2 separate regions of the Homo sapiens genome follow, and region 2 is linked to region 1. Evidence: chromatin loops called from intact Hi-C (ENCODE). Cell type or tissue: heart right ventricle. All regions are shown on one strand.

What was found. Hi-C counts contacts between places; a loop is a spot of excess contacts. Peaks named below come from ENCODE experiments on the same cell type or tissue, not always from the same donor. Only the 100,000 strongest peaks of a DNase experiment are listed, where the experiment ranks them.
Region 2: a loop joins it to region 1, with 2.7 times the contacts of the local background. A loop is called at or near these places in 15 of 110 quality-filtered maps.

Annotation. Positions count from the first base shown.
Region 1 is chr15:85,725,829-85,733,828 of GRCh38, reverse strand. AKAP13 (A-kinase anchoring protein 13) reads right to left here. Exons shown (of 37, transcript NM_007200.5): 27 at 7,343-7,419; 28 at 6,582-6,763; 29 at 6,366-6,448; 30 at 3,122-3,316. Among named protein-coding and RNA genes, the nearest start is that of LINC02883, 29 kb to the left of the region's middle. RefSeq lists an enhancer at 6,263-7,462. In heart right ventricle, CTCF peaks have their summits at 3,198 and 3,398 (motif pointing left); no DNase peak of the experiment used is centred here; H3K27ac peaks cover 5,507 bases.
Region 2 is chr15:85,300,014-85,308,013 of GRCh38, reverse strand. No RefSeq gene overlaps it. Among named protein-coding and RNA genes, the nearest start is that of MIR7706, 77 kb to the left of the region's middle. RefSeq lists an enhancer at 5,409-5,488. In heart right ventricle, no CTCF peak of the experiment used is centred here; no DNase peak of the experiment used is centred here.

The sequences.
Region 1 (8,000 bases):
TAGGTCAGAATTAGAAAACACAGAAATGAAATAGCAAAGCTACAAACAAAAGAAAAACAATCATTATAGAAATCAAAACTAAACTAGAATATAAGAGCAAATTAACCCAGCAGAAAATGGCTTAATAAAAAAGAAGGTGAAAGGAAGACCATTTAAACATTAAAAAGATGAAGAGATCAAAAGTATTAAAAGAAAGTGACCAACACTGAAGATAGACAAAGAAGGTCCAACATAAGGATAAATGGAGACCTTGAAGAAGACCAAAGCAAAGGGAACAGGGAAAATAGTACAAATTATAATTCAAAAATAACTTCCTGAAATCTGAAAAATTTGAAACCACATATGAAAACAGAACACTGTGAACCTGACAGCATCAACCTAGGGTAACAAATACCAAGGAATATTCTTGTAAAACTACTTGTACTTAGAAAAAAATCCTTTGGGCATCTAGGCAAAGAGCATGTTACTTACATGGGGAAAATCAAATTATTATCAGTCTCTGATGGCAATACTTTATGCCAGAAAAAAAAATAAAACAACATACTTGAGAGTAATTAATACCTTGGGGAAGAAAATATGAACAAGCCAATAATTTTATATTCAGCAAAATAGGCTTTCAAGTATAAAGGGCATAAATTATTACCAGCATGAAAGAGCTCATGGACTATTACTCTCATGAACCTTTCCTGAGGCACATGCTAGAGAATCAGCTTCACATATCCACATGACTAGAGGGTGACTGACCTAAGAACTTCTGGTAAGCATGAAGTATGTTCACTTACAGAACAAAGACTATGGTCAAGGCTTACAAGGAGAGCATATGGCATGTAACAGTTATAAACTGACAGCGTAGACACAGCACAACTATTTTTTCAAAAACGGGAGAATGCGGACAGCAAGTAAAAGTCATATGTAGTGGTAGCAGCATTACTATTAGAATATATTATTATCAAAATAGTGTTAGTAATACTATTAGTATTACTAACAGTATTAGCAATAGTAATTAGTAAATTAGTATTAGTTAATAGTAATAGTAATACTATTAGTATTACTAACAGTATTAGCAATAGTAATTAGTAATACTATTAGTATTACTAACAGTTATGAGTAATAGGTTGGATAAAGCCAGAAAGTAAATATATAATATTCGAATTCTATGATGTATCCTTAAGAACAAGGATTTGCAATGTGAAAGAAAGGAAATAGAGATGTAATACTAAATAGGTTTAGTTAAAAAAACAAACACTGTAGTCCACAGTTTAAGAATATCAATGTGAATTCGAAAGTGTAAATATAAATTTTCATATACACATTTTATGTTCAATAGGTATTTAAATTATATATGATGTAAAACATATAATGTTATATTATGTTATATAATATATATATAATGTTATATATATGTTTTTCCCCAAGCTCTGTCCACTGAAAAGGCCCAACCTAGTAACAATCAACCTAGCAGCAATGACCACTCCCAGTACCCAGACTGTGGTCTGAAAATATAATTTCCCACTTAAAGAATCCAGAACTCTTGGAGAAATGGCTGATACCAGGACTGGGGCAGAAAACAATTAAGATGAGCCTGGAACAACTTACTATACCAGTAGCTCTAAAAGACTACTATGGTCACGTCCACAGGACTAGAAGCCAAAGAAAGAGGTGTTCACAAAAGGAACATTCTGAGCTTTTAATAAGGTTAGGAATTGCAATGACTTGAAATCCATCAAACGTTTTTTTTTTTTTTTTTTGAGATAGTCTCGCTCTGTTGCCCAATCTGGAGGGCAGTGATACGATCTCAGCTCACTACAACCTCTGCTTCCTGGGTTCAAGCGATTCTCCTGCCTCAGCCTCCTGAGGAGCTGGGACTACAGCCGCATGTCACCACACCTGGCTAATTTTTGTATTTTTAGTAGGGATAGGGTTGCACCATGTGGGCCACGCTGGTCTTGAACTCCTGACCCTCAGGTGATCCACTTGCCTCGGCCTCCCAAAATGCTGGGATTATAGAAATGAGCCACCGTGCCTGGCCCCATCAAACATGTTTCAATTCATGAGTCCATAATAAAAACTATGGGTCACTTTCAGAAGATGTTCATGGTCTTAAAAACTGGTAAATAAATGGAGGGGAAAAATAATCAAGAATTTATCCTTTTATCTTTTCTTATATGTCACAAAAAAAGAGACAACTAGATATTTATGCCTCCTCAATGAAAGAACACAACACTATAAGGGCACAATTTACCAAAGAGATCAAGTCTGAGTAATTAATTACGCCTCTGAATCCAGCTGCAAATCTGAAGGAAACAGACAACAGGACTGTATGAATAAAATCCAAACTGTGGGAAACTCTCTAAGTCAAAAAGCTCAGATTGTTCAAAGATAAATTATATGGAAAAAAAAAGATGGTGGGGGGAACTGTAAATTAAGAATTTTAAGATGCATATCAAAAAACATAAGCAAATTAAACTATAATGTCTAGGAGTAGGCACTTAAGCCATAAAGATATATAAGTAAGTGATTAATGGCCGGGTGCAGTGGCTCACGCCTATAATATCAGCCCTTTGAGAGGCCAAGGTGGGTGGATAACTTGAGGTCAGGAGTTTGAGACCAGCTTGGCCAACATGGTGAAACCCTGTATCTGTGAAAAATACAAAAATTAGCTGGGTGTGGTGGTGCACATCTGTAGTCCCAAGCTACTTGGGTGGCTGAGACAAGAGAATCACTTGAACCCAGGAGGGGGAGGTTGCAGTGAGCCGAGGTTGCACCACTGCACTCCAGCCTGGGAAACAGAGCAGCAAGATCCTGCCAAAAAAAAAAAAAAAAAAAAAAAAGCATAAGTGACTAATTAAAAAACAGTCAGAATAACTGCTCCTTTTGGAGGGAGGGAGGTGTGATGGGGACAGAGCATGTGGAGGAAGGGGCTTCAGGGCCCCTTTAAGTTCTTGATGTGAGTAGTGGTTAAAAGGATATTCACCTGATAATTTACTATAGTGAAATATTTGTTTTGGGTAATTTTCTGCATTTGTGCTTTAAAGTAAAAAAGTAAAAACTGGCAGGTAATATTAGTGTGTAAACCACTCTGGGAGTAGATGAAGAGGGGGCAATGCTGAATGTTAATTACCCTCATTTATTGCACTTTTCATTAAAGGTCCTCCTTTGAGAGCCTCTTCTGTGTTGGAGCGGAAGAGAACTCTAGGGCTATGTGTTGGGGAGCAATCCTCTGGGAGAGGGGTGCTGCACTCAGCCATGTCCCGGAAAATCATCTCCTTCTCTTCCAACAAGAGTAGGATTTTTTGGTCCTTCTGGTGAAGTTGTTCTGCAGGAAGGAGAAAATGATCTGTGATTTGATTGGTGTTTAGTAATTACGAGAATGACTAAGACACGAGCACCACCTTGTGGTAATTTATGGAAAGTGACAAGACAGGACACCCTCCCCACCCACACTGCCTTTTCTTTTTCATCAAGACAGCAATATTGTTTCTGTTCTGTGATTTCTATCTGGAAAACCATTCTGGATCTTTCTGGCAAACCATGGAAATTGTGACATAACAAGTCTGCACTTTGCTTCCACTCCCGTGTCCCCTGTTTACTTCTCAGCCCACTACTCTCTAGCTTCTGTCCACTCTGCAACTGCTTTCCCAGCTCAACTTCATGACTGAATCCAATGAGGTCTTTTAGGTTGTTTTTTCCAGCATTGATGATTACTTCTTCCTTTAAAACATGTTTCCTTCTTTAGCTTTTAGGACACCAGTTCTCTTCCTACCATTCTTTCTCAGGACACTTTACAGATCTGCCATCTGCAATGGAATCTCTTATCTGGGCTCCTGTCTCAGCTCCATCCTGAGCTGTCTTCTTTTTTTTTTGTTTTTGTTTTTGTTTTTTGAGACGGAAAGTTTCGCTCCTATTGCCCAGACTGGAGTGCAATGGTGCACTCTTGGCTCACCGTAACCTCCACCTCCTGGGTTCAAGTGATTAAGCGATTCTCCTGCCTCAGCCTCCTAAGGAGCTGGGATTACAGGCATGTGCCACCACGCCTGGCTAATTTTGTATTTTTAGTAGAGATGGTGTTTCACCATGTTGGCCAGGCTGGTCTCGAACTCCAGACCTTGGGTGATCTGCCCGCCTTGGCCTCCCAAAGTGCTGGGATTACAGGTGTGAGCCACCGCACCTGGCCTGAGCTGTCTTCTTTACCTTACCCACTTTCCTCTTGAGGATCTCATTCATCCCCATGGCTTCAATGACCTTCTATATGCTGATAATTCATTAAACCATCAAAAACCCTCCCCTTTCTTAGCAGCAGACCATGGCGCCCACGTGGCCACCTCTACTGAGATGCCTTGTTCTCAGCACGTGAGAAACCAATCTTTTCTCCAGCCCACTACCTCCTCCCTTTAGTGTGGAATCTCTTTCTCAGTCAACAACTCTTCATCTTCCAGGTCACCTGATTTGGAAACCTGTGAGAGACTCTGTCTCCTTACTCTGTCCTACCACCAACCGACCAGACTCTTTTTTTTTGAGACAGAGTCTTGTTCAGCCACCCAGGCTGAAGTGAAGTGCAGTGGTGCTACCTCGGCTCACTGAAACCTCTACCTCCCTCTGCCTCCCGGGTTCAAGCGATTCTCCTGCCTCAGCCTCCTAAGTAGCTGGGATTACAGGCACGTGCCACCACGCCCAGCTAATTTTTGTATTTTTAGTAGAGATGGGGTTTCACCATGTTGGTCAGGCTGGTCTCGAACTCCTGACCTTGTGATCCGCCCGCCGTGGCCTCCCAAAGTGCTGGGATTACAGGCATGAGCCACCGAGCCTGGCCAACTGATCAGATTTTAATGACCTTATTTCTTACATCTCTTCCTTCTCCAGCTCATTCTCACTTAACCTATCCTAACAGTCTTCCAAATGGTCTTTGTACTTCCAGTGGCTTCCCATTCCCTCAAGCAACTCTCCTAACTATCTTCAACATGTTAAAAAAAAAAATTTTTTTTTTTAATTACATGAGTCCCTTGTTGCCTTTTAATACCTGGTGCATTTCCAGCTTAAGATCCCATCCCTTAGCCCTGACCCTCCAGACACACCGAACCTGTCATTCCTTGGCAGACATGTCAAGTCCTTTTTCACCTTTGCACATAACCACTCTTGTGTGCTGAGATAATTTTTTTCAGATGTAGCTCATGCACCAGCTTCTCTGTGAGACTTACTAGAGGCAGGATGAGCAGATCCCACACATGCTAATTGTGCCTGTGGTCTAATAAATCACTGTGTGGCCCATCATTGATGTATGTCTCCCCTGCTAGGGTGTGAGCTTCTCAAGGGCAAGGGCTCTTTTTAAGGAATCTTTGCATCTGTTGTACCTAGCAGTATGCCTAGCCAGGTACTTGACAAAATTTAAAGAAGGAAGATTTTTATCCTTGTCATCCTAATCATGGGCCAATAAATTTGCTATAACTCTGGCTCTGGTCTAAAGCTGTCCATATTTTTAATTTCCCCCTCAGTGAGACAGAATGCTATCATCTGTATGGCTTTAAGGCCTAACCAAACTCCTTAGGTGCTTACATTTATTTAACTCTAAGCCTTATTTCTATCCAAAGCATAGTCTTTACTTTGAAACATTCGATAAGCCACTGGCAAAGAGAAAAGAGCAACAGGCTTTGCTAAGACAGGGAATAGAATTCTGGCTTAGCCACTAACTACATACGTGAGTACCAGGCTTTGCTAAGACAGGGAATAGAATTCTGGCTTACCCACTAACTACACACGTTAACCCTGGGTAGCTTGTCCTCTGTGGGCCTCGACTGTCTCATCGGCACAATGGGGATTAGAATGCCTGTGTTGCAGGGATACTGACAAGACTACACAAAACAGTCAGCACTCAATAAATAAGGGTCAAACATAGATTGATACATACCCTGCTCCCAAAACTTCACCTCACAACTCATTTGTAAACATGCGGATAAGTGATAACGCTAGGGACTGGGGGAGGATTAAATCAGATTAACTGGAGAATTCTTTTCCCCAAATTCCTTTCTCTCCTTGTTTTAATCTTAGATGTGACTACAAATTTTGGCAAATTCGCCTGTGACAAAGTACAGAGAATGTCATGAGGTTTGAGAACACGGATCCTGAGTCAAGAGAATCAATATTCTCTTGATCCAGTACTGGAAACATCCTTGCAGCCATTCTTTACGAGGACCCATGTCAGCCTGGCCTTGGTTTCTCTTTTGTTAACAGCTATTCATTTTGCTGCTTTCAAGTGCCTGCTGGGGCAGCTTTAGAACTGAGGGCAAACCCGTACCTCTAAAATCCACCAGCAGTCTTCTGCAACTGCAGACATTCCAGACAAGGGGCTCAGACCACTCGCAATGCCTCACCTTTTAATTCTCGGGCTCTGGTGTCCAACATTTTCTTTTCTTCCTCATTCTCACTAGGAATTCCTTCATCTTCATCTCTGTTCCTAATACAACCCAAACAAGACAGAACAAAAAATTCCTAAGATGTCAATTACTCTGGTCACAGTCCAGCCTGTTATGAAATCACACAGAGACATCAGGAGGGCTGGGAAGGGTGGGGCCTGGTGGTTAACTTACAGGGTGTTGATTGTGTCCTGAATGATCTGAATCCAGCTGTTTCGTTCCTCTTTGGAGCTGGCATGGACTTCTACCATCTCTGGATCTGTCATCCCCATGCTGATCAGGAATAAACCTTTCTCCTCATGTGCCACTTCTCTCACAATCAGCTTCTTTAAAGAGATCACTGTTGACTTCTGGTCCTGGAAAAAGGGAAGAGGGCAAATAAAAGATACATATACAATATTCTAACTCTGAAGGACAGCTTCAATCTAAGGTAAGACCAGATGCTGTTAAAAAAGCACATAGTTTGAAAAACAAGGGCTACTTTAGGATAAAGAGAAGTATCTCCTTATTTCATTCAGATTTTAACAAAAAAAGATTTCAAAAGGGAAATAGTAATTTATGGCTCTAAAGGTTCCAGTCATGTTTTCCACACGATGAATCTTTCCAGGTTCCCCAAAGAATCCAGTCAGCAATATTATACATGAGCACCATTTATGGGCTCAAATGTGAGAAATGCTCCAGTGACCAGGTTTCTTCATAGATCAAATAGTCAGATGTCCAAGACACTAAAAGAAGACTGTGATGAAACAGAATAATAATTTTTTGGGAAGAGGGGATGCCAGAAAATTCTGAGGGCATGTGGGAAATTACTCAGAGGAATTTGTCCTGAGCCATTTAATTTTAAGAGGGCGGGGGAGAGCAATAACATAGTGCTTACATTCCATAACTAAACTAGCTGCTTATAATACTATTACAAAAATAACAATTCAGCTTACCAATGATGCAAAGATGTACTTCTGGTCTTTTTCTTGAAGGAAAACTAAAATGTCAGTGAGAAGAACTGCTTGAACCTCTGGAAAATGGAAATGGGAGAAGGGAAGATAAAACGATGACTACTTAATAGTTACCCACAGTCAGAAGGTTTTTTATTGAAGGGTGTTTCAGCAACACATACACCCCTATACGGGCAAACTATGATCTGAGATCACACTCCTCCAAAGCAACAGTTTTACAGTTCTCCAGGATTCAGATCTGGTCACCAGATTTTTAGCAGCATTTTAAAATGGGATTTATCACCAAAGCCTTGTTTTGGAAAAGTTTAAGTACTCAGTCCTAGAAAGATATATCCCATAAGACAAGATTTTAAGAATAAAATACTTTTAAGAATAAAGCTGAAAAGCTGGACTTGTACAGATGTTAAACAGCAACACATAGCAGGATACTCCAAAAAATACTCAGATTGCAATATTTTTCGACTTCTAATTACAGTAATGGGAAAGGTGTGGGGCAGGAGACAGGAATGCTGCCCAAAGATGAAGTATAGAAATATCTAAGTCTAATGAAAAGACGTCTTCCATGCCCTCAAAAGAACAAAGAGTGGCCACACAGGCAGGCGCCTTCCAGTCTTACAGGTACATGTGAATATAGGGCTCT
Region 2 (8,000 bases), 430 kb after region 1:
CCAGTGTTCTGGCTATTTAGAGCAGATAAGCACCTCTACTCATCTGCAGGAATGTTGATGTTCCAAGCAGAGAGGAATTGTGACTCTGTCTCTTGTGCAAGCCTGCACCTGGAGGGTGCTCCTCCAGTAGGGATGCAGTCACCCTGAAGTGTTCCAGAGAGGCTGTCTAGAGGTGCACCCACACTGAGTTCCCATGGGAAAAGCCCCAGCTGTGTTTGCAGTGGTGAATGAGGTAGAAAAGAAATCCCCCTCTCCAAGGCCCTTCACAAACACCAACACTGCCTGACTTGTCGGGGGAGAGCTACAGATTTTCCCTGCTGATCCCACCACTGCAATTGTGCCTCTGCTGAAGGAAACTTCCCACCAGCAGAAAGACCCGAGACTCAAGGCTTGCCACCTGGGTTCTTTTGTCCCACAGGGTGTTCCCTTGATGGGGTGCATTCCCCCTTCCTTTAGGAGTGGGAGGCCCTGAGAGCCAGACTACTGTGAATGCTGTTACTCCTCTGAGTCTAGCCACCCAATGCGGCTGCCACACTGTAGCCTGGTACTAGGGAATATCTGCAAGGGATCCAGATTTATGACCTGCTCTCAAGTCTCCCAGTAGCAGGTACCAGCACCAGCTCTAACAGGAGTGGCAGGGGAGTGACATAGACTCAGAGATTCCTTGGTTATAGAAAGTCTTCGTGTATTGGCTTCCTCAAATGCCCATTTGGGTAGTAATAAGTAGGTCACATGGGCAGATTCAGGACCTCCTGGTTAGCCAGAGTGGTGCAGGCAATGGTGATGGCTGGGTTCACACACAAGTTTTCTCCTTCCTGGGCACAGTGTTATTCTACCTGCAGATGCTGTAATGGACGGTGTGAGTTGGCCTCCAGCCAGGAAGTGATGCTTGCCAAAGAGCACCAGCTATAGCAGAAGTGATGGGATTTGTGCTTGCCTTATGCTACCCAGGGCTGGTACTTTGGATAATCAGGCAAGGGGTGGGGCCATAAAGCTCTGAAAAGTTTCTGTTTTTTGTGCTCCTAAAAGTTTCTGTCTTTCGTGTTAAGCTACCAGGGCAGGTGGTGGGCAAAGCAGGTGGGGGCTGGGTCAGGCAGGTCCATGTTTTGACTCTTCACATGTGGTGCTAGCAGTGGCCCCTGTGGGAGTTGTGGAGGTGGTTCTTTGGCCATTGGGATCATGTTCCAGAGAGGAGCATAACTGCATCTGCTGCATAGAAGAGTTCACGTAGGGAGTGGGGAGTAACAGGCAGCAGTAAGCCCCACCCAGCTCCCGTGCACTTGGCAAGGCAGATCTCTTACCTGCAGTATTCTGCTAGCAGCAGCCAGCTAAGTTCCTGGCCATCTATGCTTAGAACTCAAAACTTCCTTGGGCCATAAGCCTTCCCCTGTGGAGACAAGAACCATGGCTTTCAGGCCATGCCCCTGCCAGTCTGCCTGCACAGCCGGGGCACCCGGCTCATTTGCTCATGCCTGCAGCACACTTCCCATTCGCTCCCGGGTTCTGGCCAAGGGAGTTCTTCCCCACTCGAGGTTATATCGTGAAATTCAGTTGGGAGCTTCTTTTAATTAACTCAGGCAATGGCTGCTGCCTGAGTAAGTTGGCAGACTTTTGTGAGGTCTCCTGTGTGGCAGAATAAGGAATGGCTTCCCTTGGTCGATGCTGGAGACTGGGAGTGCATGCAGAGTTCTTCCTGCTGCCGTTTGTGCTTTAATATTCCTCTCCACTCTCAAAATCAGTTCCAGTGTTGGTTAAGGCCTTTCCCTGTGGCCTAGATTACCAGGTTCCCTGGTGGGGGTGTATACCCTGGAGGCAGTCACTTCCCCTCTCACATTCTGGGGACTTACAGTTTTTTTTTTTGTTGTTGTTGTTGTTTTGTTTTGTTTTTAACCTGGCTGGTGCCATAGGCTGCAGCCTGCTACTTTAAAAAAATAATCTGTGGGCCAGGTGTGGTGGCTTATGCCTGTAATCCCAGCACTTTGGGAGCCCAAGGCAGGTGGATCACTTGAGGTCAGGAATTTGAGACCAGCCTGGGCAACATGGTGAAACCCCGTCTCTACTAAAAATACAAAAATTAACTGGTGGTGATGCATGTCTGTAGTCCCAGCCACTCGGAAGGCTGAGGCAGGAGAATTGCTTGAACCCGGGAGGCGGAGTTGCAGTGAACTGAGATTGTGCCACTCCACTCCAGCCTGGGTGACAGAGTGAGACTCCATCTCAGACAAATAAAATAAAAATAATCTGTGGATTTTAGTTTTCCTGTTTAGTTCCTGCAGTGTTCCTTGGGAATAAAGTCACAGGGTGAATATATACAGGCTATTTTGTCTTTCCAAGTGGGAGTGACATGTGAACACTACCTCCAATCTGTCATCTTGGAGAATAAAAGCAATCCTAAAGACTACCTAGATGTTGAGACTATCTGGGAACTTAAAATAACTATGATTAATATGTTAAAGGCTCCATTGGAAAATGGAAACAACATGTATGAATAGACGGATTTCAGTAGAGAGATAAAATATATGAAAGAGTCAAATTTAATTGATAGAAATAAAAAACAAGGTAACAGATATGAATTATGTCAATGAGCAGTTCAGGAGACTTTACATTGCTGAGGAAAGAATATATGAACCTGAAGACAGGTCGTTAAAAATTATGCAAACCAAAACCCAAAGAGAAAAAAAAGTAAAAACCCCAGAGCACCCAAAAGCTGTGAGACAATATCGAATGGTCTAACATAAGTGTAATTAGAGTACCAGAAGAAGAAGAGAGAAACAGTGAGGTAGGAGACATAAACTATATTACTCACCCCATTTTTTCTTCTTAAAGCTAACCACTTATCCTAAAGTGAGTGTGTATTACTTCCATCCTGTTTTAATACTTTTTAGTATAGCTAAATGTACCACCAAATATGTGTATATGTTCAGACCTGAATGGATTTGAAACAATGGAGTTGCTTTTGTTTTTAAATGTATATAAATGGCATCATGTATCGTTTTTGTAATTTACTTTTTTAAATTAAAAATGAACATTCATTAAGTTTTACTGGATAGTATCCCATTATATAGTTTACTTATTCCCCAAATGATAGAAAAACTGGTTTATTTTAGTTTTTACTATTATAAAATTATATATATAATATAATAATACATAATATATTATTATATATATAATATAATAATATATAATATATTATTATATATATAATATAATAATATATAATATATTATTATATATATAATATAATAATATATAATATATTATTATATATATAATATAATAATATATAATATATTATTATATATAATTAGTTTTTACTAATATAAAATTATTGCAATTCTGCAATAAATATATTTACACATGACATTGTGAACATGTGAATTTCATAATGTATTCCGCAGTGTGCAATTCTGAGTTGAGAAAAAGCAGTTTTTTTTTTTTTAGAAGAGTCTCGCTCTGTCACCCAGGCTGGAGTGCAGTGGTGTCATCTCAGATCACTGCAACCTCCACCTCCCTTCAAGTAATTCTCCTGCCTCACCCTCCCAAGTAGCTGGGATTATTGGTGCCCACCACTATACCTGGCTAATTTTTGTATTTTTAGTAGAGATGGGGTCTCACCAGGTTGGCCAGGCTGCTCTCGAACTCCTGACCTCAGCTGATCTGTCTCTGCCTCCCAGAGTCCTGAGATTATAGGCATGACCACCGCGCCCCACAAGAAAAAGCAATTTTCAATATTACTATGGCCAAATTGTTCATTAAAGTGGTTAAACTGATTTACACCTCCACTAGCAGTGAATAATATTTCTAATTCTTGACATTTTCATAAACACTTAGTATTATCAGACTCTTAATTGCTGCCAAATTATAGGTGTAAAATTATTGTTGTTTTAATTTGCATTTTCCCTGAACATCTTTTTTTTTTTTTTTTTTTGAGACAGTCTTGCTCTGTCACTCACGTCGGACTGCAGTGGTGCCATCTTGGCTCACTGCAACCTCCACCTCTTGGGTTCAAGCAATTCTCATGCCTCATCCTCCCAAGAAGCTGAGATTACAGGCATCCGCCACCACACCTGGCTAATTTCTTTTATATTTTTAGTAGAGACAGGGTTTTGCCATGTTGGCCAGGCTGGTCTCGAACTCCTGGCCTCAAGTGATCTGCTCACCTTGACCTCCCAAAGTGCTGAGATTATAGGCATGAGCCACTGTGTCCAGCCCTGAATATCTTTTTGTACCTTTATTGGACATTTATGTTTCTGTTTATGTAAATTCCATGATCATATTATTTGCCCATTTTTAATGGCATTGTTTGTCTTTTTCCTATTATTTTGCAAGATACCTTTATCCCAGTTGATTAGTCTTTGTTTATTATATGCTTATCTGTGGCTGGCCTTTTATTTTTGTTATGAGCTCCTTTTTATACAGATATTAGAATTTTAATTTGTAAAATTTAACAATTGTTCTCTTTGTGTTTTTGCTGCCTTATGAAGTGCTTTTTTACTGTAATATCATAAAATTACATTTTCCTCTATTTTCTTCCCAAGTGCTAGAAATATTGTTTTTCACATTTGCAAGTTGTTATATGTGAGATAGGGTCTCATTTATCATTTTCTTCATGAAGCCAATTGTCCTGGTACTATATTTTTAATTATGCTTTCTTTCCCCAGTGTTTTCAAATATCACTGTTGTCAAGTTTCAAGTTGCCACTTATATGTGGGTGGGTCTGCTTTTAGGCTTCTTATTCTGTTCTCTTGGCCTGTTTTTCTGTCTTGGTGCCTCTTCTATTTTCTTCACTTAACATTATTTCATGGGAATATATGAGGAAATTTAGAGGTGGCCAACAGTGTCTGGACCACTGAGAGAACAGCTGTAAGAACTAGAGTGTTTATTTTTCTTCCTTTTGGGGCTTTATTTTTAATTGACAAATGATAATTGTATATATTTGTAGGGTATAATGTGATATGTCAATACATGTATGCGTTGTGGAATGAGCAAATCAGGCTAATTTTGAGGAATTATGATTCTTGATGAGCTTACTGGGCATAGACTGGAGAACCAGTGACTACTCCAAAACCCTCTGGATCACTGCTCTCATTAAATATGATGAGCAAGCCACATGGCTGGCGCTGTAAGTGTGATGACAGGCTTTGGGGAAAAGGAAAGGGGAACTTCAGCCTGTTCTCGTCCCATATTCTTTCACCTGAAAGTTTATTTGAATTATTGAAATTCTTACCATAGCTTAGATTATTAAAAATTAAACCTTCTGGTGGAAGAGGCAACATACTTACGTACCAGAGTAGGGAATTGTTTTAAAGAAACACAAATGTTCCCCGCTTTTTTCTCATAAGGTAATAAAAAGTGAAGGTGGAAGAAATCTTTGAGATCCTCTAGTACAGGTCGCCCAGATGGAATTTTAAGAAGTTTGTTATACTGATGTACTGTGTTCTTAGGACAGTTGTGGAGGAAGAGCAAGAGTCATTTTAAGTCAGAAGAAAGTGATTTCACTAATACTCCCTGGCTCGCTTGACATTTGTCTTCTGAAGTTGGAGGGTCTAGGGCAGCTCTATGACTCATACCTGAAAAGTCTAAAATCAGGAGGCCATGGTTGGAGATGTTCCTGCCTGGCAGCAGAGTGACAGGTGATGGCTGTACCCTGAGCCACACTTTCACTAATAATGGGCAAAGATGCCTGTTTTTAGAGCTGTGGAAAGGAAGATTTGAACTGGAATAAATTTATATTATTCATATTACATTGGACTAGTCCCAAATTGTGTAATTATTAGGTTATTTGAAATTTTATGCAGGAATAGGGAAGAAACTGCAGAGAAAGTTTGAAGGGGTGGGGAGAAATAATCAAGTTAGTTTTTTTTTCTTATACTCCTTTGGGTCCTGCTTAATGAAAACACTAGTTAAAAATGAATCTTCAGGTCAGGTGCAGTTGTTCACACCTGTGATCCCAGCACTTTGGGAGGCCAAGGCGGGTGGATCACCTGAGGCCAGGAGTTCGAGACAAGACTGGCCAACACAGTGAAAATTCGTCTCTATTAAAAATACAAAAATTAGCCAGGCATGGTAGTGCGCACCTGTAATCCTAGCTACTCAGGAGGCTGAGGCAGGAGAATGGCTTGAATCCAGGAGGTGGAGGTCCCAGTGAGCAGAGATCCTGCCACTGCACTCCAGCCTGGGCAACAAAGCGAGACTCCATCTCAAAAAAAAAAATGTATATATGTATATGTGTGTGTATATATATGCATATGTATGTGTGTGTGTGTGTGTATAATATATATATTATATATATATATATATGAATCTTCAGATTGGGGGATCATAACAAGTCACAACTAAGATAAAATAAACATTAGGTAAAGTCACAAAGAGAATATATTTTTTAAATTCCTGCCTGCCCCTCCCAACCCCTCTGAGAATATCATGTGACTCTAAATGTGTGATACTCTGAGGATCCAACATCACCTGTGTGATATTCTGGGCAAAAATGAATAACCGGAATCTAATAAAGAAATATCAGACAAACAAAATGAGAAACATTGTATTTAAAAATTTGGGGGAAAGGAGTATAATAAAACTGTCCATGTAATAAAAGGCAAAAGCTACATAAATAGTCCAGATTCAGGAAGGCTTAAAATATATAACAACTAAATGCAATGCCTGAGAAGAGACTGGGTTGTGTACTTGAGGTGGGGAGATGGGGGAAGAATGTAATAAAGGACATTACCAGGCCAGCTGATGAAACCAGGAGAAGAATGGAAGATTAATAAAAATGTATCATTGTTAAATTTATTAAAGTTGATAACTGAGCTGAGGGTTATACAAGAGAGTGTCTGTACTCTTAAGAAATGCACACTGAAGTATTTAGGGGTAAAGAGCACAGTATGCATACCATATCCTCAAGTGGTTCAGAAATAATTTTTTTTTTTTTTGAGATAGAGTGTTGCTCTTGTTGCCCAGGCTGGAGTGTAGTGGTGCAATCTAGGCTCACTGCAACCTCTGCCTCCCAGGTTCAAGCGATTCTCCTGCCTCAGCCTCCCGAGTAGCTGTGATTACAGGCGCTGGCCACCATGCCCCGCTGATTTTTTGTGTTTTTAGTAGAGACGGGGTTTCACCGTGTTAGTCAGGCTGGTCGTGAACTCCTGACCTCAAATGATCCACCTGCCTCAGCCTCCCAAAGCGATAGTACTACAGTCATGAGCTACCGTGCCCAGCTGCAGAACTATAACATTTTAATATCCTAATATTTTCTTTGTAATTCATGCATGTTAAAATGTTAAGATTATTTTTATTTTTAAATTTGTGTTATTATTTATTTATTTATTTATTTAGAGATAGGGTCTTAATCTGTTGCCCAGGCTGGAGTGCAGTGGTGAGATTTTGGCTCACTGCAGCCTGTAAGGCTTAAGAGATCCTCCTGCCTCAGCCTCCTGAGTAGCTGGGACTACAGGTGTGCACCATCACACCTAGCTAATTTTTGTGGTTTGTTTTTTTTTTTTTTTTTGTAGAGATGGTGTTTTGTCATGTTGCTCACACTGGTCTCGAACTCCTGGGCTCAAACCATCTGGCCACCTCAGCCTCCCAAAGTGCTGGGTTTATAGGCATGAGCCACCAAGCCCATTCTAAAATTTAAGATAAGAAAAAAAAAATCTATAACTTCTTAAATGGTTAGGGGAAAAGAGAGGGAATAAAGAAAACAAGATACCCTCCCTTTTCCAAAAAAGGGCAAGGAAACGAAAAGCATAAAAGTAGAAATACACAAAATAAATAGTGAAAATATATTTCACTATATTGCCAATCGCAGGGAATATAAGTATGTATAAAATATAAAACCATATAGAAGTCAAAACAAACTAATCAGATCTATATGTATCAACACAAACAAGTCTCAGACACATTGTACTGCGTTTATAAAATAAGATCCAAAAAGATATCATAGTAAGGGACCCGTTTGTAAATTTAAAAAATGACATAAAACAACGTTGTATATTGTTTATAGA